Linked DNA regions of Homo sapiens: region 1 is linked to region 2. Evidence: read pairs that join two places in POLR2A ChIA-PET (ENCODE). Cell type or tissue: CD4-positive, alpha-beta T cell. All regions are shown on one strand. Each heading gives the region's core, and the rest is flanking DNA. Links, peaks and the distances in the headings are about the cores only. Region 1 overlaps RAB11A (RAB11A, member RAS oncogene family). Region 2 overlaps LOC105370866 (a long non-coding RNA gene).

The links. ChIA-PET counts read pairs that join two places held together with the same protein. Peaks named below come from ENCODE experiments on the same cell type or tissue, not always from the same donor. Only the 100,000 strongest peaks of a DNase experiment are listed, where the experiment ranks them.
Region 1: POLR2A ChIA-PET joins it to region 2 with 5 read pairs; 9 of 35 experiments call an interaction of 5 or more read pairs at or near these places.

What each region holds. Positions count from the first base shown.
Region 1 is chr15:65,882,604-65,887,603 of GRCh38, reverse strand. The region is part of intron 4 of RAB11A (RAB11A, member RAS oncogene family); the gene reads right to left. Among named protein-coding and RNA genes, the nearest start is that of RAB11A, 16 kb to the right of the region's middle. In CD4-positive, alpha-beta T cell, for the core only: no CTCF peak of the experiment used is centred there; a DNase peak (open chromatin) is centred at 2,783; H3K27ac peaks cover 270 bases.
Region 2 is chr15:65,799,836-65,806,527 of GRCh38, reverse strand. All of the region lies in intron 1 of LOC105370866 (a long non-coding RNA gene), which reads right to left. Among named protein-coding and RNA genes, the nearest start is that of DENND4A, 11 kb to the right of the region's middle. In CD4-positive, alpha-beta T cell, for the core only: no CTCF peak of the experiment used is centred there; no DNase peak of the experiment used is centred there; H3K27ac peaks cover 450 bases.

The DNA.
Region 1 (5,000 bases), core at 1-5,000, 82 kb before region 2:
CCCTAAGGAAACTGAACAGAGAATACATAAATTTAAAGTTTTATTTTCAAACAGCCACTGATTAGATTCAACCCTTTATTTTAACAATTGCCCTTTGGGTAAGAAAAGAAACAAAGGTTTTTCCATGTCAGAGGGAAAGGTTCACCAGTCAAATAAATCTTTGTTTAAAGAGGTAAACCAGGCCAGGCAGATCACCTGAGGTCAGGAGTTCAAGACCAGCCTGACCAACATGGTGAAACCCTGTCTCTACAAAAATACAAAAATTAGCCAAGCATGATGGTGGGTGCCTGTAATCCCAGCTACTCGGGAGGCTGAGGCAGGAGAATCACTTGAACCCGGGAGGCGGAGGTTGTCGTGAGATGAGATCGTGCCACTGCACTCCAGCCTAGACAACAGAGCAAGACTCGGTCTCAAAAAAAAAAAAAAGAGGTAAGCCAATAGCATTACATTGTTTATGGACTTAGATTCAAAGTAAACCATAAGAGTATTTTCAGTCTACCTTTACCCCAAAAAACAAACAAACAAACAAAAATTGCCTACACACAATGACATTGTACCACACAAAAAATAAATAAATTTGCACTATCAGACGCATTCGGCAGAGTACATCTTAACAAACATGCTAAAATCCCAAACGATTCTTGGAAGGGAAAAAAAGATAATGTGTTTATCAGTGACCTCCTGAACAAAACTTAAATTGTAATTAAAGAATGATACAAAATAGGCAACTTAAGATGTTATATGTAAACTCTATTTTTATTTCATGACACTTATCAAAAATAATTTAGTGTCTGCCTCTTTTACTAAGTGTTAAACTCTGTAAGGATCAAAACTGTGTCTGTCTTACTGCTGTACTGCAACATATAACATGTGTTGTGATAAATAAATAACCGCATGAATGTCACTAAATTCCTCCACAATAAGTATCTGTATGTAACACGTTTGGTCTTATACTGCACTGCCTAAAAGTTGTTCCCTGTGACTAGATTATAAAGTCCTTAAGAACAGAGAATGTACCTTATTTTTGTTTACTCTCCCAGTTGTCCCTCCAAAAACACTACTCTCAAAAAGCAAGATAATTCTAAAAATGTGTCAAATTAACACAATTAGCCTCCTAATACGATGTACTAGGAAAGACACAATGTATTCCTATAAAGGACACCATGTATTCCTGACAAAAATATTTAAAACTAATTTAATCATGAGGAAATAATGAGATAAATCCAGACTGAGATGGGGATAAATGTTCTAAATTTGTGCTATCCAAGAGAGTAGCCATCTATTTTAATTAAATAAAATTTAAAATCCAATTCCTCATCTAACTAGCCACATTTCAAGTGCTCAATAGTAACCTGTGGCTACTTTATTCAACATCCCAGATACAAAACAATTCCATCTGTTAAGGCTCAGAAACCCATACTCCAAAATGGCGTTTTGATATGCTGAACTAAAGAAGCCTCAAGGTCTCTCTGACCTTCTCCCCCTCATCCTCTCTCCCTGGCACAGGATGAAGCTGAAGTTCCTTCATCTGCCTGAGATCCAGACCCACTAAAAGGGACAATTGTTTTTTCTTCCCCTCCCTGTAAGATCAAGAATGTAACCACACTTAAACAGACTCTTTCACGAGATAATGTACCAATTAATTTCTGTCCACTGATCCGTTCATCCTCCCCAGTAATCCCCTCAACAGAATTCCTTTTCTCCTCCTTCCCATAACCTGTTTTGCCAGAATGGCATAAGCCTCTGAATGCCATTGGGAGGTGGGTCATCTCTCTGGTTCTCCCCAGAGAAAACCAGTGTACAGTGTACATGTTAATAAATTTCGTATGCCTTTTCTCCAATTAAAATGCCTTTTGTGAGTTGATTTTCCAGCAAACTTTCAGAGGTTTCTATTTAGATCTCCTACAAGAGAAATCTAAATGATATAAAAATGATAAAGCAGGATTCTTTTTCTTCCTAACCTCTACCTATCGTTTGGACCTCGTGAAAGGTCCAAAGCTGTATCAGATAGCTTTCAGCAAACCTTCAGAGGGCAATAGGGACACTTCCCTTGGCTCCTATACATGTGATCTTTAAATGGATCTTGAATTTTTTAATTAAAAAACAAATCTACAAAGGACATTATTAGTATACTGAAGAAATATGAATATGGATTGCACATTAAAAACTGTATAAATGGGCCAAGCGAGGTGGCTCACGCCTGTAATCCCAGCACTTTAGGAGTCCAAGGCGGGCGGATCACGAGGTCAGGAGATCAAGACCATCTTGGCAAACATGGTGAAACCCCGTCTCTACTAAAAATACAAAAAAAAAATTAGCCAGGTGGGGTGGCACCCGCCTGTAGTCTCAGCTACTTGGGAAGCTGAGGCAGGAGAATCGCTTGTCCCGGAGGGGAGGTTGTAGTGAGATAGCACCACTGCACTCCAGCCTGGGCAACAGAGCACACTGTCTCAAAAAAAAAAAAAAAAAACTGTATAAATGTTAAATTTCTTGGATACGACATATGGTATTGTGATTATGTAGGAGAATGCCTTTTTTTTTGAGACAGAGTCTCACTCAGTGAGCAGTGAGGTTGAGACTGCACCACTGCACTCCAGCCTGGGGACAGTGTGAGACCCTGTCTCCAAAAAAAAAAAAAAACGGTGGGGGCGACTGCATAGGAATTGGTATATTCATTTGGTTCTAAAGGAGAACATGCCTTTGAAAGAAGGAAATAGATCTAGTTTAGCATACCCCCCCACCCCCACAAAACTCCCAATGAAATAACCTTCTCTAATCAGACAGCTAGAAGTTACCTGCTTCCTACTTTCTTATCAGGTTTTTGGTTTGGTTTTTTTTTTTTTTTAATGACACACCCAGCCACAAGAGACTTAAGTATGTAAATTACTTGTGGAACCTCTTAAAGCCAATCACTCTTTATTGCTTTGGTGGCATTTTTATTAGCAGACATCCTTTTTGGTAACTGGAGTAAGTGCAGCAGTAATCTATTTCTAAAAAACAGTATGCTGTACTTGTAACACACCAACACTGCTCAAATTTCTTGCTTTGTAATGAGATCTCTTTAATTATTTACTTCTCTATGTTCTTTGAGAAGTCTGCCTTTCCCTCTCTTCCAGTTTTACATATATTTGTTTTTTATGTAAGAACTTTTCTTTGTTTTGGTTCCCCTAATTTAATCTTCAAAACAATTTATAAGGAAGTTAAAACTTACAGTGGGTTACATATTTCATCTTAATTTACACACATAATTTACACTTGAAAAAGAAGAGCCTCCCAGTTTGAGACTAGAGGGAAAGCTTAAAGATGCAAGTTAATTATCTTTATTCCTTAGCCACTCATCTGATTGAATGACTGAAAGGTAAATCCTTTTCTTTAGCCTTGGCACCCTCCCATCCCATCCTTTTTCATTGAAACAAAATCTAAATAAAGATTCCATATCCTTTTTTTTTTTAATTTTAATTTTAGTAGCCTGTCTTTATTGAATCCTAGTTGTCTTTCCTTAATGCCTCTTCACATTTGAACCACTGTCAACCTTCTCAGACATAAATTTTAGCCACTCCCCTTCCCCCACAAAAGAATCTAAGAAAAGATACACTTGCTGTCTGTTTTTGTTAGTTTACATATTCAGTTGACTACAGCTTACTGTTTTTCAACTTCTGAGAAATTAGTTCTTAATTTTGGAAAATGTAGTAATTCAGTTAATACATCTCTAACTTTTTTTTTATGGAAATTTTCTGACATACCAAAAGCAGAATAAGGCCAGGGGCGGTGGCTCACACCTGTAATCTCAGCACTTTAGGAGGCCAGGCGAATCACGTGAGGCCAGGAGTTAGAGACCAGCCTGGCCAACATGGTAAAACCGGTCTCTACTTAAAATACAAAATTAGAGAGCATGGTGGCTCAGGCCTATGATCCCAGCTACCCGGGAGGCTGAGACACGAGAATTGCTTGAACCTAGGAGGCAGAGTCTTGCCTGGCAGAACAAGACTCAGGGGAAAAAAAAAAGAATTTAGTGTTCATGCTAAAAAGATATCCTGGACATATTAATTACATGGAGAAACCTAGCAGACATCACCTTAACCAAGTGGTCAAAGTTAACATCACTAGTAATTAATAGGACATCCAATTATCACAAACCTGCTGATATGATGCACTGAGAACACTTCTGTGGTGTTCCTGCCAAAAGTGTATAACTTGAGTTTAATCATGAGGAAAGAAATCAGAAAAGCCCAAAATGAGGTACACAACAAAATAACTGGACTGTACCCTTCAAAAATGTCAAGGTCAATAAACAAAAGATTGAGGAACTGTTCGAGATTAGAGGAGACTAAAGAGATATGACTGCTGAATGAAACGCATGACCTGATCTTGGACTTTCTTTGGCTAATAAGGGTATTATTGGAACAACTGGCAAAATCTGAATAAGGTCTGTAATTAAACACTGATGTGGCACTATTATCTAACTCTCTGATTTTGATAATTATACTGTGGCTATAAAAGAGAATATCCTTGTTTTTACAAAATATACACTGAAAAGTACTCAAGGATGAGGGTCATCATGTCTGCCACTTAATCTCACATGGTGCCGAAAAAATATGTATATATTTAGAGCGAAGAGAAAGAAAAGGACAAAGCAGATGTGGTAAAATATTAACATCTGAGGAATATGGGTGAAGGATATTTGCAAATTCTTTTTACTATTATTTCAACCTCTTTAAATTTGAAATTGTCAAAATGCAAAGTTAAAATAAAAAAGTAAAAGGTATGTATTAAAAACATCCTTTAGTGAACCTGAGAAAAGACAAAGCTGTACTGAAATTCAGAGGCGGAGCAATCTACCAGTCTCACTCTCATACTAGTAAACTACCTCTAAAAAAATACCATCAGCAAAATCATCTCATGGAGTCACTTTCAAATTCATGGGTGTCAAGAATGCCATGGGTCTATTCTGAAACCAACAACACAATTAACTCTGAAGTAACAATGTAAATTTTCTGATA
Region 2 (6,692 bases), core at 738-5,737:
TAGCTAAAGAATCATAGTGAGCTTCATAAGAGTTGAACTCCAGATCCTTTTTATTAATGGGCTTTAAAATGCAGGTAAACTTCCAAACAAAGTTTTCCCTCAATCTGGGAAAAACAAAATGAAAATCATAATGTGTGATTCTTTCCTGCAAGTTGAATGACTACGTTTGCTCTGTAATGCATGTAAGAGGAATATACATGGTTGTTTATTCTTGCTGGAGACTTCAATAGTTGCTTTCATTTGCTTTCTTTTTCTGATGAGAATCAGCAACATGGACACACTGCCATTTTTTTGAGCAATAGTATTTTTTTTAAGCAATAGTATTTTTTTTAATGTAAAGAGTCAAACCCAAAGAGACCAATCCAAATGAAATAATTTAGACCACAAAGTCCAGACTAATTTTCCCCATTTCTCAAAATAACTAGAACTGAGTACACATCAAATCTTCACTTTTCTTTGTATTATATAGACACTGTCACAAATGCAAGAGATTCTTCACTTTTCAGGTCAAATTTTCACCATCCTTTGGTCCTGTTATATGTAACAAGTGAACAATCACTTTTCATTAACTATGAATCAAAATAGATTAAGTGAAGACAATTTTATGTAACTCCTCACAGCTTCAAGTGCTATATAAGGAAGGATTTAAGAGTGCTTATAACAGCTTATTCGGTACATGACTTTCCATTAAACTACTTAACACAAATCTTAATTTATAGAAAAATTCAACCAATGCCAAGATCACCTAAAGTAAGTTATTCCAACCAGTCAAGAAACCAAAAATCTTGTATAGAAAAAAAAAAAAAAAGAGCAAAGGAAACTGGTATTCTATATTGCCCCAGAATCGTGCTTATTCTGAGGGTTCAGTTTCACCTAATTGTCCTAAAATAGTGCCCCCAGTCACACGATTAAAACTATTTGATAGAGCATGAGACTGATGATTGGCTGGATGCACTGTGTGTGGTTAGGAAAGCCCTATTACTGAACTGTTGGCCACCGGCGTGTGACATTTATAAGAAGGTGGGCAATCTACCCACAATTGCTGAAAAAAAAACTTTAAAAAAATTCTTCAAGTTTCCACATTAAAAATAACCTTATGCATGTAGGAATGGAGAAAATGTGGAAGAGTTACTCCCATTAGGCTGGCCTTGAGTGGATATGCTGTGTTTACACAATATTTTGAGATGGCCAGATAAGCAGTACTAATGGCAGCATATTACACAGTTATCATGAACCATGTGTAGCCTAAGGAGAATTTTCAGTGTATCAGGGTGGCCCACATGCTGCTATTTATCATTTCAATTTCATATCAGAATCAAAACTGAGGAAAAAGAAAACACTTTGAAACCCAAGCAAGTCATCTGGGGCCTGAGTAATGAGGCCTCTTGAAAAAAAAAATGAGAGAGAAAGAGATTAACACATTTTTGACAAACAGGCTTTGGCTTCAGAGCACTATTGCAGCTGTTAAATTCACATGCTGATGGAGTTCAGGTACGTAGACATTTACAGTAAGTTTTTACCAATGACTTTTACCAAGTAGTTGCACACATACATTTTCTGAAGCTGCATTTTAGTGACTAAAGTAACACTTTAGACAACAGGATTATGTCTTAGTTGCACTGCTATGTCTGAATAGTACAGCAATTGAGAACTCTGATATAAAGAGGGTAAACTGCCACTTAAAGAGTAACATTCTCCTGAAAAAGGCAATAGCTTTCCTTAATAAGAAGCAACACATGAAGTCTAGCAGGCATTGTTTCATATATTCCATTTTGATTGCTTAAGTTTTCAACTGGGCAGTATTCTATTTCAAGGCCATACTGTTGCAAAACCTTGTTCTGTGGTTGTAACATAGCTGCTGTGACTGTTGCAAACCGAGAAGACAGCACACAGAGAGAGAGAGAGAGAGAGATTAGGAGAAAAAAGGATTCTTTATATATTTATTTATTTTTGAGACAGGGTCTCATTCTGTTGCCCAGGCTGGAGTGCAGTGGTGCTATCATAGCTCATTGCAGCCTCAACCTCCTGGGTTCAAGCAATACTCCCATCTTCAGCCTCATGTGTAGCTGGGACTATAGGCATACACTATTATGCCCAGCTAACTTTTTCATTTTTAGTAGAGATGGGGGTTTCACTATGTTGCCCAGGCTGGTCTTGAACTCCTTAACTCAAGCAGTCCTCTCACCTGAGCCTCTCAAAGTTCTGGGATTACAGGTGTGAGTCACCACACCTGGCCCAGGAGAAAAAGTATTCTATGTAACTTTCACATGAAGGTCTTTTAGTAAATAACCAGTTTTTTTGGTTGTTGTTGTTGTTTTGAGACAAGTCTCACTCTCTTGCCCAGGCTAGAGTACAGTGGCACAATCATGGCTCACTGTAGCCTCCACCTCCTGGGGCTCAGGTGATCCTCCCACCTCAGCCTCCCAAGTAGCTGAGATCACAGGCGTGGACCACCACACCTGGATAATTTTTTTAAAAATTTTTTTGTAGAGACAGAGTTTTGCCATGTTGCTCAGGTTGGTCTCGAACTCCTAGGCTCAAGTGATCCACCTGCCTCAGCCTCCCAAAGTGTTGAGATTGCAGGTGTGGCTAGGCATGGTGGTTCTCAGCAACTTGGGAGGCCGAGGTGGGTGGATCGCCTGAGGTCAGGAGTTCGAGACCAGCCTGGCCAACATGGTGAAACCCCCGTCTCTACTAAAAATATAAAAGTATTAGTTGGGCATGGTGGCACGGGCCTATAATCCCAGCTACTTGGGAGGCTGAGGCAGGAGAATCACTTGAACCTGGGAGGTGGAGGTTGCAGTGAGCCGATATCGTGCCACTGCATTCTAGCCTGGACAACAAGAGGGAAACTTCATCTAAAAAAAAAAAAGATTACAGGTGTGAGCCACTGAGCCTGTAAAACAAAAAAATTATAAGTTCTCTGAGCTTCTACCCTGAATGAGCCCTGTTTTTAATAAAGATTAAGGTGGTTGGTTCCTGCAGAGACTCTACAGCTTAGGATAAAACAGGATTAAAGGCAAGTACTCATATAAATAAATGACTGTCTTTTTTATAATATGAGAAAATTATGAAGACGAATGGAATAACAACAGTTGATCATCATTTATCGAGTACCAATAAGGTATATGATCCTACACAATTCCTTTTGAGGTTTCATGGTTTGAGATGGGGTTTAGGAATAAAAATGAGAAACAAGAAATCTATCACATAAACTAATTGTCTTGGGTCAATGTTATTATTGGCTGATTGAGGAAAGGGAATATGTCTTTGGAATTTCCTTTGTAAATGCCTACTTGTGTGGATATATATAGACATGTGAATGTTTTTGATGATGATAATTAACAATCATCCTATACAAACACATAGGTTGTTATAAACTATGTACTTAAGAACTGGGACAACTGTTCACAAAATGAGTGACACGTAGTGTAATAAAAGAGCTGATTTGTCCTTCAAACAATTATAGGCTTGATTATAAAATACTCAAAAGCGGGGAATGATTAATATATAGTTGGGTTTGTTTTTGGAGTGGAAGGAAGGTAGTTAGTTAAAAAGCAAACAAACAAAAAATAGTCAGGGTTTTCTCCCCAGTATCCCTGAATCTGGACTAGGATTTGTTAATATCTTAACAATTTCTCAGTTGTGAATAAAACAAAAAACAAAGCAAAACAAAAAAATAAAACAACAACAAAAAAACAGTCCTTCCATGAGTTACCTCATGTCCAGGCCTTCTACTCAAGTCCTCATCCTATGCAAAAATTCTCTTTCCTTGATTTAGAGATGGGGTTTCACTATGTTGCTCAGGCTGGTCTCAAACTCCTGGGCTCAGGCACACCTCAGCCTCCTAAGTAGCTGTGACTACAGGAGCCTCCCACCATGCCCAGCTGGCTAAAAATAAAATTCCTTTTCCTACTCCCTCTGAAGTTATAGATTTTTGTTTGTTTGTTTTTTAATAGAGACAGGGTCCCACTCTGTCACCCAGACTGGAGTGCAGTGGTGCGATCATGGCTTTCTTCATCCTTGAACTCCTGGGCTCAAGTGATCCTCCTGCCTCAGCCTTCCCAGTAGGTAGGACTACTGGCATATACCACCATGCCCAGCTAAAGTTATATATATATATATTTTATATATATTTTTATATATTTTAAATATATAAAATATACATAATATATATTTTATATATTTTTATATATTTTATATATTTTAAATATATAAAATATATTTTATATATTTATATATTTTTATATATATAATATATTTTATATATTTATAACATAAATATATTTTATATATTTATAACATAAATATATTTTATATATTTATAACATAAATATATTTTATATATATATTATAAATATATATTATATATTTATATATTTATATATATAATATATATTATATATATTATATATTATATATTATATATTATATATAATATATTATATATATATTTATATATATATATTATATATATTATATATATATTTAATATATTATATATATTATATATATTATATATATATTTATATATATTATATATATTATATATAATATATATATATTATATATATATAATATATATATATATTTTAAAAGGACCTTACAAAAGTTTCCCAGAGGTATCTGCACAGTTTTTGAAAAAAATTAGCATTGTAACTCCCTATTTCAAAAAATTTAGGCCAAAAAGAAAAATATTGAGTGAGGTTTCTTAGGTCCCAGGTATGAAGCTTCCTAGGAATGATAGGCTAATAATCATGGTACAAAGCTTTGCATAGTCTCTTCCAAACAAAACATATATCACTAGTGTCTTTCTTGTTTCAGTCCTGGAAAATGACAAATTTTACTCGACAGCTGGTTAACATATGGAACAAAACCTTGTCTCACAGGCAGTGCACTCATTTAAGCCATACATCTTTCTCTCTTAATTCAAAGTGACAGTAGTGACAAGAGCAAAGTTTTTTGGAAGATATTTTCAGAGCCACTCTAGTTAGCAGCTTAGTTACATCCAGTCTAGATGGCATTCTTGTTTACCCATGTGAACTTCTGCTTCAGTTATTCAAATTCTTTGAATTCCTCAGTTCTGAGAACTGGGGTGGGCATTATCGATTTTTCCCAAAACTTTCATCTGTAACTATTTCCAATAGACTCTAATCCCCAAATGTGCTGGTTTCCACTTCCCTGTTGCTTTGGAAAACTCTATATAACATCAGTTAGAGTCTATTTTGCATTTGGTAGTTCCTTATAAACAGTTTCACTGTGTTCTCTAGGTATGAATATTTGTTTTACATTGATTGTTTTTAGACATAGGACTTACTAACATTCTAAAATTCTGCTTTTTCTTAAATATGTGCCTTAGTTGAAGTACTAATAAAGCTTCTATATTAGATTTTGTAGTTCATAGTAAATTTACATAGGCAATGTGTTAGACTTTGCATACGTTTTGTAGAAAAATAAAACCAAACCTAAGTAAGTAAAATAAAGGGTCAACTAAACAATCCAGCAGCAAACTCTCCTAAAGCTGCAACCACTTCTTACCCTAAATTATAGTTTCACTACTGGCCATACTTTCATTCTGCTTACTTTTTTTAGTTTCTTCCTTAGATCTATTCCTTACGTATATTTACAGATTGCAACACTAACCTCTACTGACTTTCTCCTTCTAATGCAACTTGGCCAGTTTCACTGAACTCTTTTTTTCTTTCTTTCTTTTTTTCTTTTCCGTTTTTTAGATGGAGTCTTACTCTGTCGCCCAGGCTGGAGTGCAGTGGCACGATCTTGGCTCACTGCAACCTCCGCTTCCCAGGTTCAAGCGATTCTCCTGCCTCAGCCTCCTGAGTAGCTGGGATTATAGGGGCACACCACCACGCCGGCTAATTTTTGTATTTTTAGTAGGCACAAGGTTTCACCATGTTGGCCAGGATGGTCTTGATCTCCTGACCTCATGATCCACGCGCCTTGGCCTCCCACAGTGTTGGGATTACAGATGTGAGCCACCGCACCCAGCTGGATGGGGTAATATATTAACAGTAAAGAATCTGAATGAAGCCCATCCTTAGGTGAAAGTTTACAAATATTCCTAATGTTGTAGTATACCAAGACTTACTTCTTGCTAGCTATCAACCACCAAAAAACATGCATTTCCCTAATAATTAGGTAATGTTCAATATTCAGTCGTGCAAAATAGAAATCTAGTCTTACAAAATAAATAGTCTTGTAATCTTTCCTGACAACTAGCAGAGTGCATTGTATATAACAGTACAAAGATTGAGGGAATGAATTCTATGCCTAGGCACATGGCATTTAAGATTTTACTTTTTAAAAATCCACAAGGCAGTGTGGTTTGGTAGAAGCCTATTGGCCCAGGGATTGTAAGGCGTCTAGCCATGTGATTTGGGAAAACTCATTACGCCTTTCTGAGCTTTAGTTTCTTCATCTCCAAAATAGGATTTTCCTATGTATCCAGTGTATTTCATGGGGAGTTTGGAATGCTGAATTCCAAGAACCGATTGATATTTATGTAAAAGACAAACTAAAAAACTAGGAATCTAGGAATCTGGATTCTAGTCCTAGCTCTTCTCATGCTTTTGGGTGTACTGTATATGACTTTGGACAAGCCGCAGAGGGAAATGGTCACTTTTTGAAAATGAAATGTTCACTAGATGATCTCTGAGATTCATTCCTGCTAAAAA